2 separate regions of the Homo sapiens genome follow, and region 1 is linked to region 2. Evidence: chromatin loops called from intact Hi-C (ENCODE). Cell type or tissue: heart right ventricle. All regions are shown on one strand. Each heading gives the region's core, and the rest is flanking DNA. Links, peaks and the distances in the headings are about the cores only.

Region 1 (8,000 bases), core at 1-8,000, 110 kb after region 2:
CTTTTCATCAATGGAAATATTGGGTTGAAAATTTTGGCCTTCAATTGATGGATAGTAAAATCAACACTCTTAGAAGAATGTAATAAGGGTTAAATTGGCCAGTATTCATAAATGCCTATCTGAGTTATCTTGTTATTGAATACTCCCCTTCTCTCTCTAAGGTTCAGTTTCTTGCTCTGCAACATGAGTGGATTAAGCTAGATACTAAATCCTTCCTAATTCTAAAGACCAACGAAACAGAAATAATGGAATCAGCATACAAGAACATTAAAAGTGTTATTGTAAATATGCTCCAATATTTGAGGAGAATTAAGAGGATAATGAGAAGGGTAGTAGAAGATAGTAGAAGGTACCAAATGAGACATTTAAAGCTGAAAATTATATTAACTGAAATTTAAAATTCACTGGACAGGCTTAACAGCAGATTAAACATTGCAGAACAAAAAATTAATAAATATAGAGTTATAGAAACCAAAATGAAACAGAAAATAAACTGCCAACAACAAAATAAGAAAGAGCATCACTGACCTGTGGGACTTTATCAAGCAGGCTAGCATCTCTGTAATTGGACTATAAGAAAGACAGATGAGAGTGTATGGGGCAGAAAACATATATGAATGAATCATGGCAAAAATTTTCAAATTTGATGAAAACTATAACCCACAGAACCATACCACCTTGGAATTAGAAAAATATAAATCTAAAAGATGGCCCAAAAAAAGAAAAAAATAGAAACAAGGAAGACATGGGACACATAGAAAACAAATTGTAAAATGGTGAACTCAAACCCAAGCATATCAATAATTATATTTGATATAAGTGGTCTAATTACTATAATCAAAAGACAGAGATTGTTAGACTAGCTAAAGCAAGCCTCATCTATGTATGTTCACATGAATTATATTTTTAAATATAGTCATATAAGTTAAAATAAAATAATAGAAAAAGATTTGCCATGCACACACAGATCATAAGAAAGCAAGCATAACTATATGTATTAATAATAAACATAATAGGTTGCAGAACAAGGACCATTGCCAGGGATAATGGAAGCCTTTCATGATAATAAAAGGGTAAATTATCAAGCAGTCAGAATAACTCTAGATGTGTGTGTGTGTGTGTGTGTGTGTGTATTTAATAACAGAGCTTTAAAATACATGGAGCAAAAACTGATAGAACTGTAAGTAGGCAAATCCACAAATACAGTTGGAGATTGCAACATTCTTTTCTCAGTAATCAATAGAACAAGATGAAAACTTGAGTGACATTAACAACCAACTTGACTTAATTGACTTGGAACTACACTGAACAACAGAATAATGCACTTTTTTGAGCATATGGAATATTCACTAAGGTTGATCACACTCTTAGTAAAAAACAAATCCCAATACATTAAAAGAACTGCAATTAAAACTTCTAAGCAAATTAGAAACTTGAAATTAAAAACTTCTAAGCAACACACATAATGAAAGGTGTTATTTGTATAAAATATGTAATAGAGACCCACAGATTTTGAGGCTGAAGATTATAACTTCCTTCCATCACCATTGTTTTAAAATGTTTTTCTCAAATAACACATTTTTAAGATTTTATAATAAGCAACTGTTAAACATGAACTTATAAAATAAATTTGTATAAAATATGTAATAGAGATCCACTGATTTTTAGGCTGAAGATTATAACTTCCTTCCATCACCATTGTTTTAAAATGTTTTTCTCAACAAATTTTTAAGATTTTATAATAAGCAAATGTTAAACATGAACTTATAAAATAAATGTGTACCATTAAAATGTAAAACTATATAATATGTTTTCAATGTTAGGGTTCATGTGAAATTTTATTTTGCAGGGAAAAAGAGTGCTATTACTTAAAAATAAAGTTTAAAATCTCTGACTGATCAGAAAGATCCATGCCAATTGGCATATTATAAATTTGTTTTGTCTGATTATTGTCAACCATCAAGGGAATGGAAATACCAAAAAATAACAATAACAATCACACAGCAGCACTGGTGACAGCTTTCACTGAATGATTACTAGGTAATAGGTAACAGGTATTGATCTAAGTACTTTCATGCATTTAATTTTTGTTCTTACTTTCCTCCCATTGTACAGGTAAGGAAAATGAAGCTTGGAAAAATTAAATAACTTGCCTGAGATCAGACAGCTAGTGAATGTCAGTGCCAGAATTTGAACCTAATAAAATCATTTCACCATGTAGTTTTTCACTTTCAAAGTCAGTGTCAGACACACTGGCATTAGATACAAAGACCTCATGATTTCCTCCTTCAGCACTTTGTAAAGTATTTAATTGGTTCCATTTTGCCTTGACTTGAAATTTGCCCCTTCACTGGTCTGTCTTGTTTGATAAGTTCATCAAACATCAAGACTCTTTGTTCATTTTCAAAAAGGATTACAATGATAAGCTTTTATAATTAAGAATATCTCGGCGGAGATTTCCTTTACACAGTTCTCTTGCCTTTATCTTCTAATTATTACAGATGAATTTTCTGATTTCAAAATTGTATTTCCTTTAAATACAAGTTACAAATTAACTGCTTTTAAAAATGCTTTCCTCCCTTCTGAACTGTTACTTAAAGGAATTCTCACTTGCTCTAGCATTTAAAAGCACTAATGATTCAAAATTGCATCATCTATCAAGAATTAGAATTAAATAATTCTATTTAAAATCTTTAATGTTTGGGAGACAGGGATTGCTTTAAAGCTATCCCGAAGGTGAAATAAAGGACTGCTTAGGCTCCACAAAATACTTAATATTAAGATACCAAAAAAAAAAAACCCATGAAGCAAGCTTGGAAATCTCAAGAAAATAGAATGGGTAAAACACAATGTACATATGAAACTACATCACCTCCCTCTATTATCCCATAGCAAAAGATAAAGTCATTTTTAGAATCAAATGACCCAGCATCTCTATAGTCCTTTGCCTTCCCCACAGTGATTTTGAACACATTATCTAATTTTATCCTCCCCCAAAACTATGAGACAGCACTCTTATGATGCTCTTTTACAGATAAGAAAGTAGGGGTTAAGTTAACTGTTCAGCACCACTCAGGAGAACTGTCATTTATTAAGTGTCTACTATAAGCTGAGTACATTTTATATTCAGGATCTTATTTTATCTACATTAACTCTTATAGAAGAGGTATTATTATTCTCATTTTACAGCTAGGGAAACTAAGGATCAAACCGATGAGATGATTTACCCTGAATTATTCAGCTTCTAAGCATTAGAGCTGTGATTTACACATAGACCAATTTGACTCCAAGTGCACGGTCTTTTCACTGTCCCATCCTCCTCCACAGGAGTAGTAATAACATGAAAAGAGGTTATTTTCCATTCTAACACAGCCTCTGCTGCAAACATAAAAGTGTCTTAGTTCCCCAGCAGGTGATTCCTACGTGCAAGTTTTGCAGAGACATATGGCCCACTTACTGGTTCACCTTCTCCTGTGCAGTTACCCCAGGCTGACAAGTCATCAAAGACAAGATGAAGAAAACAACAGCAAACATCTCAGCCAGAAGCCACCGCACTATATTACCTTGAAGGAATAAAGCTATCTATTCAGGAAATTGGAGTAAAAGATGTCTACAGGCTGGGACCTGTAAGATCTATCTGATGTTGGAAACTCACCCAGATACACATTGATTTGCACAGAACTCACTTGATTCTCTTTCAAATATGGTTAAATAGTAACCAGGGTATTGATTACCTAAATACTCTAAAAGTGTTCCAGGCACCAAAGGCCACTGCCCTTTAGACCTTTTGAAAAACAATATCCGTGTGGTTAAGGAAAGGAAGATATTTAACTAATACCAGCTTAGCAAAGAGGTCTTATTTTCAAAAGGAGGCAAAAACCAAACCAAGATGCAGTTCTAGAATTCCTGGTCTTTTTCAGTGTCTCTTGGAACTTCTGAGGTCAGATCAATCTATTTTGCAAGACTGAAACAAGGCTAATATTGGTATATCAACTCAGACATAAAGCACTCAGAAAAATGTAGGAAATGCTAACCATTACATGAAGGTTCTACTGTACGTTGCCAAACATCTAAATCCTGAAATATATGTGTAATTCAATGGACTTTCCACTTTTCATACAGACATTGGGCATCATTGAGATCCAGGGTATCTGTTTATTGAGGGGGCCAAATGTCTTAAATAGACATCTCCAGAAGCACTCTCTAGAATTATAATGTCAATAAAACCACACATCAGGACTAATGGTGCCATACCTGCCTAAAATCTCTTACTCTTCAAGACATAAATTAAATTAAATTGAGATGGATGGATAGATAGGTAGGTAAATACATAGATGATGGATAGATACACAGACAATAATTTAATGGCTACTATGTGGCAGGCATTTCATATGTCTTATTTAATTTTCATAGCAGGGATATGAGATGGAAATTATTAATTCCATTTAGATGGAATTAATGAAGATGAAGAAATGGAGGCCCAGAGAAAGTAACTAACTTGCCCAAGGTTGTATAGCTGTCTCAATATCCTTGGGAATATTTAGATTCTCTCATTAGCAGGACTGTCCAGTAGTATCATTACTGATCTCAAAGTTAGGAGAAATTTTAATGAATGACTTGTATGCTTAAGAAAATGTGTTTCTGATTTAAATGCGGAGATTTTTTTAAAGGCACCAAATTGTTATCATCTCCCTTTTCTCAGAGATTTTGGTAAACTTGACAGAAGTAAATGTGGATTCTGGGTCCTGGGAAGTCCCCGGAGCCTGTGATTTCTGTGTCTCTCTTTCTCCTACCTCTTTTCATTTTGACTCCTTGGTCCTCTTGGCCTCAGTTCTACCCTACTTTGAAAACCACACTTTCTGTTTGCTCCACAATATTCCAGCGTGACTAGCATTTCATTTTGCTTTCACTGAAGATATGGAGGACAATGGAGGGTATTCTATCTGGACACCCTGGGGCCAGTTCAGGATGGCACATCTGGAGGCCACCTCTTTCTACCAACTTCCATCCTTTCTCATCCGTAGTCAAAGTTCCTGAAACAGATCCACAGAGCCCCCTGGGAAGTGTAGCTCAAGTTCCCCCACTCCTCCCACAGCTTTTCTCATGAGGAGACAACCTCCGCTACAACAGTGTCCTCCACTGGGGGTGATTTTGCCCTCAGGGGATATTTGGCAATGTTCAGAGATATTTATGTTATCACAACTTGGGGAGTTGTGCTACTGGCACCTAGTGCGTAAAGGCCAGGGATGCTGCCACACATCCTACAGTGCCCAGGACAAAAAATTGTCTGGCCCAAAATATCAAGAGTACCTAGGCTGGGAAACACTGCCCCACAGAAAAACTGGTCTGCCTTCCCCTGATCCCTGAAATAAAAGCAATCGGGTCTTCCTTCTTAAAGCAGCTCCTTCTCTAAATGTCTCTGATGTCTTTTCTCCTTACCCAAGCCCTCAATGGCTTTAGGACTCTTCCTTAACCTTTATCACCTCTCCCACCCCACCCCCAGCACGGTCCCTTATACCCCACCATATTCCTCTGTAATATTTTCCTGCCAAGCTTCTCTCCTTCATCCTCACTGTCTTTGATCCATATCAGGGCCTCATCTCTCTGTAACTCTCATTACCCACTCCTAGTGGGCCTCCACTTCTCACTTCAACCCTCCCTCTCTAGCACTGCTGGATTCATCATCAAGGAAACAATCTCTGACAACATCACTGTCCTACTCAGAAAGCTGCAGTGGCTCCCCCATTATCTCTAAGAGTAAAAGTCCAAATTCCTCCATAAATGAGTCCCAGCCCATTTTTGCAGCCTTATCAACCACAACTCTGCAATGATCCCCCACAGCATAGTCTAGGTTCCCTTCACCTTCCTCATGCTTTGCTGCTGCTGTGGCTTTGCTCACACTGGGCCTTCCATCTGAACTATCTTCATCCGTCATCTCCTCCCTTTTTGCCAAGCATCTTCTCAAATGTCAGATCCATCATGGATCTTTTGCTGGTGGCTCCATCTAAAAGGTGTCTGCTTGGAAGCTCAACCTCATAAATGTGCTAGCAGCACTTATAATTTTTGTTTCATATTCTTCTAGGGGAGCAGGGCGTAACTGGAGAATGAACATGTCTTTAGTGTAAGTTCTGTGTCTGATTCTTATTTATAATCATCCATATCACTTAACAATAAAATCTTTAATAGGAAATTGTTGTTGATTGAGTGAATAAGCAAATAAGCAATTAAAAATAGATTACTATTTCAGAATATGATTAGACATATTTTCTCATTTGATTCTCAAAATAATCTCATGAGATTAAAAATCATTATCCTATCCTGGGCAACATGGTGAAACCCTGTCTCCACAAAAAATACAAAAGTTAGCCAAGCATGGTGGCATACACTTGTAGTCCCAGATACTTGGGAGGCTGAGGTGGGAGGATCACCTGAGCTCGGAGGCAGAGGTGGGAGGATCATCAGATCTTGTGAACCAAGATCACGCCACTGTGCTCCTGCCTGGGTGTCAGAGCCAGACCCTAGCTCAAAAAAAAAAAAAAAAAATCGTTATCCTGAAGAGAATCTTGAGAGTCAGACAGATAGCGATTGAGGGGGAAAATGAAACTAAGATGTTTGGAATCCCAAGCCCAGTGCCTGCCACCTTACATGTCTACTTAATCTTCACAGCAACCGTGGAAGGCCAGTAATACTAATGCAGTTTTGAAAATAAGGATATTGAAATTCAGGGTGGTTAAGTAATTTGCCTGCAATCACACAGCAGGCGAGTCTTGGAGTCATGGATTTATAATCCGTCCAACTGCAAAACTTCAGATCTTTTTGGTCTGGTGCAACTGCTAAGTGGTATATCAGGACTAAGGCCTGGGCCTTCCAGCTCCAAGTCTGATGATCTATTATGCTTTAGCAGAGAACGAATATAATTTCTAGGGGACAAAGAAAGCAAAATCATCACAGGATGAAATCAAAGGAGAAAAGCTAATAAGAAATGGGAGTGAGTGGAGTGAGTGTTCAGTGCCTCTATGAGTGAGTGTGTGTGTGCATGTGTGCATGCCTGCACTGGGATGGGGGAGGGGCATCTATCTGCTTTCAGCCCAACTGTTCTAAGATGAATGGGAAATGCCAAAAAATTGTTAGGTTTGCATATGTGGATTCCACCTTAATTGTAGCATTTTGTTATCAAAGATAGATAGTTATAAAATACCACGCAGAACAGACAGGGAGATGGCAATTCATTTTGAAAACACATTGCCTGTCTTAGGGAAACACTTTTCACTATCTAAGTCAGCCTGTGAGTTATGACCTCAGAAAGGAACATGTCCTATGTTGGCTCAGACTGCTCCCACGGGGTGACATCCAGATCTGTGCTCTCTGCAAAGCTTTTAGAAGCTCTGCGCCACGTTCCCCCCCGTGCTGGCCCAGTCCAAATAGGAGATCTAAATTCTGTAGTGCAAATGGAGGCAATGTGCTGGAGTGGAAAAAACACAGCTTTAGATCAGAAAGTGCCACTAGCCAGTTGTTGTCTCCTAGCCTTAGTTTCTTCATCTGTAAAATGGATAAAATAATACCTATCTAACAGGATAGGATCAAGCACCAAATGAGGATATTTAATCTAAAGATATTTAAATATCTAAAATGAAGATATTTAAACACTAAATGAAGAAATCTATTCACAACTGGGCATTTTGAGCAGCTGTTGCTGTTTTATTCAAACAATGCTCCCCCTTCTCACAATCTATTTTTCCCCATTCATATGCATGAGAGCTTTCATTTAAGTACCAAGAAAAGAGAAAGTGGAAGAAAGGAGGGATCTGGCAAAGAGACTATTGGAGGGAGGATGTGAGAAATCTGTGTGCTGGTTCCTTGGACTGATTGTGAACCCCTCTGGCAGAACGATGCAACCAGCAGAAGCTAATAGAATGACTCCAGCTGTAGATCCCAGGTGGCAACATGGTAGAGGGGCTGCTTCTACGCAAGTTCCAGTACCATGATGGCATCTAAAGGGT
Region 2 (12,364 bases), core at 4,365-12,364:
TCTGCCTCGTAGAAGAATCTTAAATCTGGGGCTAGGTTTTAGGCATCAGGCAGATCTCTACATTGGAAAAAGCCATCTCTCTGCCCTCTTTCCACCCTTGTTTAAGGAAGTCCTTGAGGTTCAGAGTCAGGGTCCAGACAGGGGTGACCTGAGAACTGGGATAAACTTCCACATAATGGCATTGGCAGCAACTTGGATGAAGTTGGAGGCCATTATTCTAAGTGAAGTAACTCAGGAATGGAAAACCAAATATCTTTATGTTCTCACTTATAAGTGGGAGCTAAGCTATCAGGATGCAAGTGCATAGAATGATATAATGGACTCGCAGAGAAGGGTGAGAGTCGTGAGGGATAAAAGACTACACATTGGATATAGTGTACACTGCTTGGGTGACAGGTGCACCAAAATCTCAGATATCACCACTAAAGAAATTATCCGTGTAACCAAAAACCACCTCTTCCCCAAAAACTAATGAAATAAAGTAAAAAACTTCCATTTGATGTAGAAGCTGAATAATTATAAAAGCTAATGCTTGTATAATGTACTCATCATGTGCCCAGAATTGTTCTAAACATTTTATGTATGGTTACTTGTTTGATCTTCACAGGAGCCCCATAAGGTGGGCACAATTAGCCATATTTTCCAGACAGGAAAAATGAAGTTAAGAAGTACAGCTAGTAAGTGTGGTAGTCCACTTTTGCACCATGCGTCAGGGCTGCAGAGCCTGTGCATGTAGCCTCTCTCTGATGTCATCCCTTAAGAAGACAGGGAATTCCTCTATACCTGGCTCACATATAGAGATTCTGGTATCGGAGAGCCCAGAGGAATAACAATTGCACACTTTGACAAGTGCAGCTATCCAAACCTGTATCAGAGTTAATAGACAAGTGCATTCAGGAGAAACAGAAACTTGTAAAGTATAATAATATTTTGAATCAAAATCAACACCACATGTATACTTATAAGACTCCTAAAATGTGTTGTTTCTATATTAAACAACAACAAAAAAGGTAATTGGGTCAGTCAGTCAGTGTATTAGTCTGTTCTCGTGCTGCTAATAAAGACATACCCAAGACTAGGTAATTTATAAAGGGAAGAGGTTTAATGGACTCACAGTTCAGCATGGCTGGGGAGGCCTCACAATCATGGCAGAAGGCAAAGGAGAAGCAAAGGCACGTCTTCCATGGCAGCAGGCAAAAGAGCTTATGTGGGGGATCTCCCCTTTATAAAACCATCAGGTCTCATGAGACTTATTCACTATCACAAGAAAAGCATGGGAAAGACCAACATCCATGATTCAATTACCTCCCACCAGATCCCTCCCATGACATGCAGAATTATGGGAGCTACAATTCAAGATGGGACTTGGGTGGACCCACAGTCAAACCATATCAGTCAGTATGATTTAGGTGTCCTGGATTCATCCTTGACTTTGACCTGCTGTTTGTGAACCATGTGTAGGTAGCCAGGTTTATGAAGCCAGGCTTTTCCTCTCTAGCAAATTCTGCAAAGTTGGATGCTGACTGCATCTAGACTGAAATAAATCTTCCCTTCCGAAAAAAGGGCTCTGGTTGCTAAACTTTTCACATCAGTGGATACATACAGGAGCCCATCAAGTCAATTGTCTAGCTGGAAGGCTGTTTAAGTTGGAAATTATGAAATTAACAGCCAGAACATAACCAATGATGATATTAATCGTTACCATTTCCTGTCATGTGTGGCACTGTGCTAAGCACTTTCACAGCCCTGAACGGAAATGCTAAGTAACATAGCCCATGCCACACATTCAGTAAGTTGTAGAGACAGGCTCTACCAACAGACGTTCTGCCTGCAGAGCTGCCCTCTTAACGTGTGTACAATCCTAGCCTAATTTCATATGTTAGATTTACCACACAGTTAAGCAGAAATATACAACAAACTGTAGAAATGCTAGATTGGAGTTCTGGTGTCAGATTTGATGTCTTCCTTGGCAAAGGGAATGGCCTCTGGTCAGGCAGGACCGGGTTCTCCTTGCTGTGGTTTGCTTGTGAGATCTGGTGATCATCTTTAGAGGGCCCCTGCTCTTCTCTCTCATGCCCCATCTTTGGATTACATCATTTCCATTCATCAAGGGTCTTAAAACCCTTTGAAGAAAGATCTTGTTCACTGTACCTGCCAATTCTCAAAGTTCATTCTAAGTCTTTTTTATGTTTTTACTGTGTTTTAGAGAAAGGGTCTCACTCTGTCTCCCAGGGTAGAGAGCAGTGGCGTAATCCTAGCTCACTGCAGCCTCAAACTCCGGGGCTGGAGCAATCCTTTTACCTCAGCCTCCCAAGTAGCTAGGACTACAAGTTTGTGCCACCACACCAGATGGGGTCTTGCAATTTTGTCCAGGCTGCTCTCAAACTCCTGGCCTTAAGCAATTCTTCTGCTTTAGCCTCCCAAAATGCTGGGATTATAGGTGTGCCCCACTGTGCCCAGCCCTCCATTGTAAGTCTTAAGTCCTGATCAAAGAATTACTGCACTTGTGAGTCTGGACAGGATGTTTCCCTGTGGTTTGGCGGTACAGTGGCATACCTATCTCTAATCAAAAAGTTCCACCTACCTCTGTAAGCCATATTCTCTATCAGCATTGGATAAAGGAAGGTACTCGCATATTCTTTGGGAGAAAGGGGCTCTTTTGATTAAAACTTGTATTTTTAAAAAAGTCCTTCATTAAGCAATGCCACTTCCTGAATGTGGTAACTGGTTTTCAGAGATTGTCCCCAATGCACCACCCCACCTGTATTGTGTTGCTGTCTCCCAAATTGACTCTGGGCTGACCCTGTGACTCATTTTAACCAGTAGAATATGATGGAAGCAAGTCTATGCTAGTTCCAGGCTACAGCCTTAAGAAGATGTGGCAACTTCTGCATTTCTACCCTTGGGAGCCCTGAGATGTCATGTGAGAACTTGAGTTGCACTATTGGAGAGACCCTGTGGAGAGGCCCGCTGGATGGCCACCTGAAGAGGAGGAGGCCTGAGGAGAACCACAGCCCCAGCCAGGCTGTCCAATCTAACCTTCAGCCATCAAGCTTCTGAGCCAAGTCAACAGACCTGTGAGTGGAGAAACAACTGGGACTGTTCCAGCCCCAACAGACATCACATGGAAGAGAGATGCCCCTTCCTTCCGGGCCAGCCTGAATTCTTGAGCTACAGAATTGTGAGTAATGGTAACATAATTAATGTTTTCAGACACTAAGCATTCTGGTAGTTTCTTATGGCTGTATCAGATAACAGAAACCCTGACACTGTGTAACATCAGAAATTGCATCATAGTTCAAAAGCCTGACTAGTCAATCACTTCGCTCTTCGGTTTGGGGCTTCACAAGCACAGGGGAAGTTTCCCAGACTCCCCTTCCACAGCCACCCGACTAGTGTAGTCAAGAAAGTACATGGTTTTCTACTTAAAGTTACCCAAGTCATAATTATAGATGTGTTCAATTACTTGGGTTTATTTCCTCTATGAAACTGGAAACTCCATGAAGGTAGGGAGCCAAGAGTGATATTTACTGCTGAATCCTCCACTTAGCACAGAGTCCAGCACATAGTGGACACTGAACATATATTTTTTGAATGAATAAATGAACTTATGCAGTGTTTGAATTGGTATGAAGTTTGGGTCGGGCACAGTGGCTCACACCTGTAATCTTAGCAATTTGGAAGGCTGAGAAGGATGGATCACCTTAGGTCAGGAGTTCAAGACCAGGCTGACTAACATGGTGAGACCCCGTCTCTACTAAAATATATATATAAATTAGCTGGGCAAGGTGGCAGGCACCTGTAATCCCAGCTACTTGGGAGGCTGAGACAGGAGAATTGCTGGCACCTGGGAGGTGAAGGTTGCAGTGAGCCGAGATTGCACCACTGCACTCCAGCTTGGGTGGCAGAGTAAGACTCCATCTCAAAAAAAAGAGAAGAAGTTTGGAGTAGCTGGAGCATAGAGATTGAGAAATTGTTAATTTGCTAGGCTAAAAGTTTGAACTTGATCGTGTAGTGAGCAAATGAACAGATGCACAGGGTGGCCTAAACTTCACCATTTGCCACACTTAATCCACAAAATCAATGCAACTACATAATCCATCAGTTGTTTCAAGTCCCCCAGGGAATTAGTTTCAAGGCCCATTGCCAAGTAGAATCCCATTTTTCCTCCCCACACATTTCTAGCATTTCTGGAACTATCTGGAGTAGAAAGTGAGTAATCTTTCAATTGTCTGTACTTATATTAAAAACATTTGTGAAAATGAGTTGCTCTGAGTTGAACTGGAGATGTTTCATTGCCTATCCCAATGATGTCAATGCCTCATGGCTCATGAGGTCAGTAAAATATTCAAAGATTTTTAGGAACCACAAAAACGACTTAACAGAACATATGATGTACTGTACCTCCAGTATTAAACATATTGTGCCCACACCTGGCCCTAAATAACTAGTACCAAATCAAATTGTACCTAAAGAGCTATCTCTTCAGTCCGCCCTCTTGCATTTGGCGAGCACATCCCAAATGATGGAAACAACATCTGCGAGGTCAGCTCTCCTCTCAGCACTCTGGTGAACCCCTCGCCTTGGAGCACACTTGGAGCACCTTTTGCATCCACCTGGTTATACAGTGCTCATTGTCACCATCAGTGCTGACCAACCGTTATTAGTACACATCCTATCTGTATTAGTCCATTTTCATGCTGCTGATAAAGACATACCCAAGATTGGGCAATTTACAAAATAAAGAAGTTTAATGAACTTACAGTTCCATGTGGCTGGGGAGGCCTCACACTCATGGCGAAAGGTGAAAGGCATATCTTACATGCTGGCAAACAAGAGAAGAGAGCTAAAACCATCAGATCTTGTGAGACTTATTTACTATCACGAGTACAGCATGGGAAAGACCTGCCTCCATGAGCCAATTACTTCCCACCGGGTCTCTCCCATAACACATGGGAATTCAAGATGACATTTGGGTGGGGACACATGCAAACCATACCACTATCTGTTCCTGAACTATATGGCTTACACGGTATTCTACATCTAAGCCTCTTTTACAGCCAGAGAGAAATAATTACCTATAATTTATAAGACCATGCACCATAGAAGAAAGAGGGCACCTGTGCATGTCCACAGATAAATAGATATCCATTCTTTATATACAGAAATATACATAATAAAGGACACAGAATTTCCATATCTGTCAACACAGAGAACAAACAAAACCCTAGAATAGATAGCCTCCTCTGCTAAATAGACACTGCCTTCCTGCCACCACCACATCCATGTCATAGACATTGACCACTTAGAAGGCGGTTTTCAACCTGTGACTCCTTTCTAGTCAATGCTTGCCAGTTTTGTGAGGTGGAGAATGAGGATTTGGGGAAGGAGAGTGTATTTGTTTAGGTAATGCTAGCCACTATAACAGAAAAACACTGACATCTCAGTGGCCTACTACAATAGAAATTTCTTTTTTACTCTTGCATAGTCTAATCAGAAGAGAGTGCAGAAGATTCTGCTCCAGGCAGTCATGCAGGAACTCAGGCTGCCAGAGATTCTGCCCTCTTTAGCACTAGCTTTCACGATTACCATGGGTACCCACATGTAGCTGGCATATGAGGAAAAAAGAGAGTGTAGGATTTCACACTGGAGGTTTATCATGGGTCAGACATAAAACAGTACACACCCCTTCTCCCTATATTTCATTCACCAGACTGCAGTCACAGGGTTAAGTATAATTGCAAGGGAAGCTAGGACATGTAGTGTAGTTTAAGAGCAAAGAGATATGGGCTCCCTACACGGCTGTTCTCTTTGCCACAGGAGGATAATTTTGCTGGCTATCATTATCTTTCTTTTAATTTTTTTCCTTCTTGTTTTTCCAGTTGGGAATAGAGCCACTTCTTTTTCTCATTCGGGTTTTATTTTCCCCAGATAGCCCTCCAATAACCTTGTTGCCCACTCAGCCCACCTACACTTCCTTCTGGGAAAATTTTGAACCACAGTGGTGATAATACCCATGCAATGGATAAGGCATTCCAATATGCATAACCACCTTCGGTGATGTAGTTATCACAGCAGTCAGCTAAGGACTTTTGAAAATCAGGTTCCCCAGGCCGCAAGGAAAAATCTACAGTGGAAACAGTAGACGTCGGCATTTCCCAGACACTGATTAAGGCTCTAGAACAACAGGAGGGAGATAGATTCTGTCCTCCAGGATCCAGGGAAGGTGAGCCTGGAAGACAAGGAGCTCATCTGAAGGTGGACAAGACCATGCTGTAATCCATGGGGCTGTGTGTGATGAAGGGCGAAATGCGTGCTGTGTAGGGTGGTGTCACCCTGAACAGCTGCCAGGCTCAGCCCCAGGGACTTTATATACCTTCCTTAGTAGAGAACTATAACCTCAGTCATCATAATTCCACCTTTGCACAGAGCTGTGTAGTGTACAAAGCCTTTCACTGTTCACTGAGGGTGTGTTATTTTCTTCCCTCAGTGACATAAGACAGGTATTATGTTTATGCCTTCCTTTCCATCTCTACTCTCTCTTCTGCTACCACCACCCTAATTCAGGCCTGCATCTTTTCTCAGTGGACTCTTAGGACAGCCTCCTAAGGGGTCTCTCGGCTCCAATTTGCCTCCCTCTAATCCATTCTCTACACTGTAGCAAGAGTAATCTCTCAAAGAAAGCAGTCCCTTTTCTTCTCCTCCTAACACCCTTCAATAGCTTCTCTTGCAGTTTGGATAAAATCCATGTCATTAGCATGCTCATCAGGCCCTACCTGATATGGCTCCTGCCTGCCTCTCCTGTTTCATTTCTTTCCATTGCTCATGCTGAACTCTGTGCTACAGCAACACTGAATGGCTTATGGTTCCCACAGACCCAGTGACCTTCCTCACCTTTGGATCATAACTTTGATGACCCCTTTATCTGTAATGCCACATGCCCTCCCTTTCATTTGCTAACTCCTCTTTAACCCTTAAGTGTCACCTCATTCCTGAGAATACTTTTCCAATGGCCACACACATACTTCGCTGATGCCTGAGCTATGCTGTGTAAACCTCTCTCATTGTCACACTGTACTGCTGTGATGTTTTACTGTGCCTGCCCATCTCACTAAGCTGTGAGCTTTCATAGGGAAGGTCCATTACACACTCATCTTTATACCCAGTCAAGTAGCATTGCACTTGGCATCTAGTAGGTGCTCAATAAATGATTGTTGAAGTGTTTTATCAACAAGCCTGCATTTGAAACTCAGTAAACTACAGCTTAGAGGGCTTAAGGGGTTGGTCCAGGATATAAACTAAGTCACAGGAGAAATGAGATGTCTCAGTCTTTCTGAATCCTCAAATACTTCACACTATATCACATGATCTTCAAAAGGAGACAGATAATTATGTTGGCTGAAAAAGTTGTATCTCTTGAGGAAATGTTTTGTTTTGTTTTACTTCTTTTAAATCTTAAGTCCTTTTGAGAATCTCAGGAAAGTTATGGATTTTTCCCCCAGAAAAATGTATATACACACCAAATTTTTTATGCAATGTAAGAATATATTAAAAGTATATTGGTCAGAATGGGGTAGGTATTATTGCAGCAACAATAAACCACCAAATCCCAATAACATAGCACAACAAAAGTTGAATTCTAACTCACATGAAGTCCTTTATGGGTCAACATGGGCTCTCCTCCATCCAATGACTCAGGGGTTTAGGCTTCCTTCACCATAAGACATTGTTCTGTCAACACATGCTTCCAAATCCACAGGACAGAAGACAGAAATGGACAGGGCACACTGGCTCTTAAGTGCTTCAGCCCGAAAGTGTCACATGTCTGTAAGAAATTGCCGAATGTCCACGAATTCCTTCCAAAATTGTAGGCATACCCCTTTGCAATGTGACTCTGCTCTTCCTCCCATCAACAGGTATAAGCTCTGTCTCTAGCTCTTGAATGTGGGCTTGGCCATTGCTTCAGCCAAGGAGACATTAAGAAACATCAGGCAAGCAGAAGTTTGGAAAGCACTTGTGCACTGGGGCTTGTCTTTTCTTGCTGCTTTTTGAAACCATTAGATCACCCTGAGATCAAGCCTGAGTTAGTCTATTTGGAGTCATGTGGCCCATTTACTTCATCACTTCAGCCAACAGCCAGTGCTAACTGACAGACAGAATGAATCATCAGGCAGGTGAGTAAGGCCATCCTGGACCAACCAGGCTCCTGCTGACCTACCAGTTGGCTGAACCAAGGCAAGGCCAGCACCCATTTTAGCCTAGGCCTATTTGATGACCCAAGGAATTGTGAGCTGATAAATGATGATTGTTTTAGTCTACAATTTTGGGATTATTTGTTATGCAGCAAAAGCTAACTAATACAAAAATAGGTACCAGGAGTGGAGTGCTGCCATAGCAGAAACATGAAAAGTGGCATTGGCTGTGGAACTGGGTGGAGCCTGGAAAATCAGTCAATAAAAGTTGGAAAAACAACAAACTGTTAGTGGATCCGCAGACCTAGAGTTACAAATTCCTTCATATCGTTTAAAGGCCTAGAGACATATGATCAGTTTCAAAGCTCTCGCATGGTCAGAGATGAGATCTATAGCCCTGAGTAAGAGCAGCTAGACCAGAAGAGCAGTGTGGTGTGATAACTGTGAAGACTTAAAGCAGTGCTGGCACATCCTAAGGGCAAGGGGAAGCTTCAGAGCTAGAAAAAGGAGCATTTAGGAGTCAGAAAAAAAAGTGTATCAAGCCAAAGATGTCCTACTAACCAGCTGTGGAAACAGCTGTGAAGCCCCATCTTAGAGGCTTGGAAGATGATATTATGTTTCTTGGCTTATTGTCAAAATCAAACAAGATGATGTATGGGAAAACTGTTAAATTGTTAAGAACTGTCCCTGAAAAATATGTGTATTACTATCACTAAAGCCTGAGGCTGCCGTCCTCCAGGCGGGATCTCAGGTGAGCTGCACTGGGAAACCACCAGGGGGCGCGATGAGGTTGGAACTCCGGGAGACCTGGGGGCGCCTGGAGCGTTAAGAACCCCAGGGGAATCTATTGGGAAGGCTTTCTTGAGCAAGTGACATTAATATAAAACTCGAATAATGAGTCGTATTTAGCTAAGTGGCACATACTCTGGACAGAAGGAACGGCATGCAAAAATCCTGGAGGTGAGAGAGCACAGGATTCACTCGTGTAACTGTCCTCTCTAAACCTGCAGGCTCCTCCGTGAGTACATCAGGTTGAGGAGGTCGAAGGGGAGCCCTGTCTTCTAAGGGTTTGGCTTCTCTTAAAGGCAGGCAGATAGGAGACAGGACATGGATCTTTCTTGAAACACAAGTTTCTGCTTGTTTACAAATGATTAACCACCACAATCAATTGCGTCAAAGTTCAGGTCAATTCATCCTTTGGGACAACGGTGACATGGAGTCTTGCACCTAGGCTTATGACAACTGGAATGCATCCTGGGTGGTCTGGCAGCAGAACTTGTGTTCTGTGTTTTGGACACAATTAATGTGAGAGGACTACCATCTTCTGTGGCTTTCCCATCCATCCCCTCACTATACTTCCTTATTTGATTCTCCAACCCCAACCCAGCTACTCGGCAGGGGTGGCAGGAGGGGGAGGCTTCCCGTTTTGTACGTTCAAACCCAAAACAAACTTATCAAGTAGGTAGTAATGAATTATTATCCCTATTTCACAGATGAGAAAACAGAGTCTTAGAGAAACTCTGTAACTGTGTTTAAGGAAAGCAAATCCAGTGTTCTTTCTACTAGCCCACCCTCATACCTTGCAAGCTGCCTCTCCCATGTGAGGTTCCTCACCCACATCTGCAATAGCAAAAGCAACAGGACGCCATCCAACACGTGGACTCAGCCCTTTATGCGTTGCAGGTTGGTTTTGTAAATGCCAGGTTGGTGCAGTTTGGACTTTAATATGTTGATTCTGGGGAGTCAGGGATGGTTTTCAGGAAGGTAGGTTTGAGAACCTCAGTCATTTGTATCTTTTGGGATGCAAACAATAACAACAACAGCACATATATATTTAGATAATTATTTTCATGTAGTTATTTCCTGGGTTTTTTTTGTTTTGTTTTGTTTTGTTTTATTTTGAGACGGAGTCTCGCTCTGTCACCCAGGCTGGAGTGCAGTGGCGCGATCTCGGCTCACTGCAAGCTCTGCCTCCCAGGTTCACGCCATTCTCCTGCCTCAGCCTCCCGAGTAGCTGGGACTACAGGCGCCCAACACCATGCCTGGCTAATTTTTTTTGTATTTTTGGTAGAGACGGGGTTTCACCATGTTAGCCAGGATGGTCTCGATTTCCTGACCTCGTGGTCCGCCCGCCGCGGCCTCCCAAAGTGTCATGTAGTTATTTCTATAATGCCTATTTGTTCAACAATTACACATTTAGTATTTGGTCTGACTCTCCCAACTGTGAGTGGTAAGTTGTCATAGTCCTCCTAATTTTACATATGAAGAAACAGAATCAGAGACAGTCAATAAAAATACCAGCTCACTTATAGAGAGTGCACATAGAATGTGCCAGGCAATGTTCAACATGTTTTGAACATGTTGTGAAGATTAAATAAATCTAATTTATTTAATAATAATAATTATAATTAATTATAATTACAATAATAATTAATAATAATCTAATTTATTTAATCTTCACAACAACCCGGTGAGGTTGGTATTATTATTATCCCTGTTTTATTGATGAAGGAACTTAGGCCCAGAGAGGGTTAGTAATTTTCTCTGGCCACACAGCTGGTGAATCATACAGAAGCAATTTGAAGTCAGGTAGATGGGTTCTAGAGCCCTACAGCCTCTTACTGACTTGCTCAACATCATGTAACTGGAAAGAGGCAAACATGGAATTCAAACCTTGGCCTGTCTGACTCCAAACCCTGAATTCTACTAAGTAATAATAGCTGACATATCTGAGCGCTGAACATAGGCCTGTTCTAAACATTTCCTTATATTAACGTGTTTAATTCTCACCACTTAGCAAGTAAGGAGAGTAAGGCACAGAAGTAAAGCAACTTGCCCATAGTCCAAAGCTGTTAGGTTGGTGCAAAAGTAATTGTGGTTTTTGCCATTAAAAGCAATGACAAAAACTGCAATTACTTTTGCACCAACCTAGTCAGTGGCAGAGAATGTACTTGAACCCAGGCTGTCTAGACCTAGATCCCACAGTCCTTGCCACCTCACTAATAGCCTGTCCACTTGGCAGCTTACCCTAAAGTTACAGAGGAATAAACACCATGCTGCTACAGATTTTTCATTATTCTGGTTGGTTTCCAGAGTGACAGGTAAGTTTTTGGTCTGTGCAAAGTCTGTTTCCAGTCACTAGTGGCTTTCTGTTTACTTTGCAGAGCTATTTGCTCTTGGGGACAGAAGCTGACAGTGGCACTCACAGCACAGGCTTGTTATGGGTCTAGCAGCCTCTGTGGCATCTCCTGTCACATTGGGAAAATGAAGAATTCCAGGACATGGGCTTGGAGGGCGCCGGTGGAGCTATTTCTTCTCTGTGCTGCCCTGGGCTGTCTCAGTTTGCCTGGCTCCAGGTAAGTGACAGTTACCAATAATTCCCTGATCAATAATATGACAGGGAAGGTGCAGCCACATGATGCTGACCATCTCTTTGTTGCATGCCTATTGAATGAGGAACGTCTCTTAAGGCAATTTGCATGCATCTGATAACATACTATCAACAACTCTTTTCAAATTATTGTGGAACCAAGTAGCTGATTTCAACAAAAGTTCCTGTAAGAAACTGACAGGTTTAAATGTATTTTGTCATGCTGAGAAGAATAGGATATTTTTTCTGTATTCTGAACAAAGCCTCCGTGTGATTCTTTATGAAAAAGAAAGTTTGTTACATACAGAGGACAAAAGAGCAAATTCATGAAATGATTTTAATAAATGAGATTGACCTACTCTACCTGCTCATCAACCCCAAATCTTCAGATTCTCAGGTTCTTTCCCACCCCCTTCTTACACACACACACACACACACACACACTCTCTCTCTCTCTCTCTCTCACCCCCCACAAGGTTCCCAGCAGTTAAATGCTGGCTGATTTATTTCATCATTGTTAGTCTCCATTAACAAGGTGCAAAACAAGCTAAAGAAAATATCCTAGTGGGAGCTCAAACTTGGGCTCCAGTGATAGAAGAGCCAGTGACGTAGCAATGTGGGGATGCTCCGTGTGCATGAGAAACCCCTGCCATGAGATGTTGAAGTGTGCATGTGTCCCCGGCCTCCATGTAAACACTCCTGTGGGAAGAGGGACTGTAATTCCATTCCTTTTACTTAGTCCAAAAATGAGATCTGAACAAACCTTTCACTTTATGTGAGGAGTACCTCCTACCCATGGGAC

What was found. A loop is a pair of places that touch in the nucleus more often than their neighbours do. Peaks named below come from ENCODE experiments on the same cell type or tissue, not always from the same donor. Only the 100,000 strongest peaks of a DNase experiment are listed, where the experiment ranks them.
Region 1: it touches region 2 in a loop (2.1-fold over the local background); 2 of 110 quality-filtered maps call a loop at or near these places.

What each region holds. Positions count from the first base shown.
Region 1 is chr1:56,850,436-56,858,435 of GRCh38, reverse strand. It overlaps C8A (complement C8 alpha chain), which reads right to left and starts at 3,639. Exons shown (of 11, transcript NM_000562.3): 1 at 3,458-3,639. The coding sequence starts at 3,534. In heart right ventricle, for the core only: no CTCF peak of the experiment used is centred there; no DNase peak of the experiment used is centred there; H3K27me3 peaks cover 411 bases.
Region 2 is chr1:56,965,041-56,977,404 of GRCh38, reverse strand. It overlaps C8B (complement C8 beta chain), which reads left to right and starts at 11,390. Exons shown (of 12, transcript NM_000066.4): 1 at 11,390-11,548. The coding sequence starts at 11,457. It overlaps LOC112267900 (a long non-coding RNA gene), which reads right to left. Exons shown (of 8, transcript XR_007066117.1): 2 at 7,649-7,825. In heart right ventricle, for the core only: a CTCF peak has its summit at 8,945 (motif pointing right); no DNase peak of the experiment used is centred there.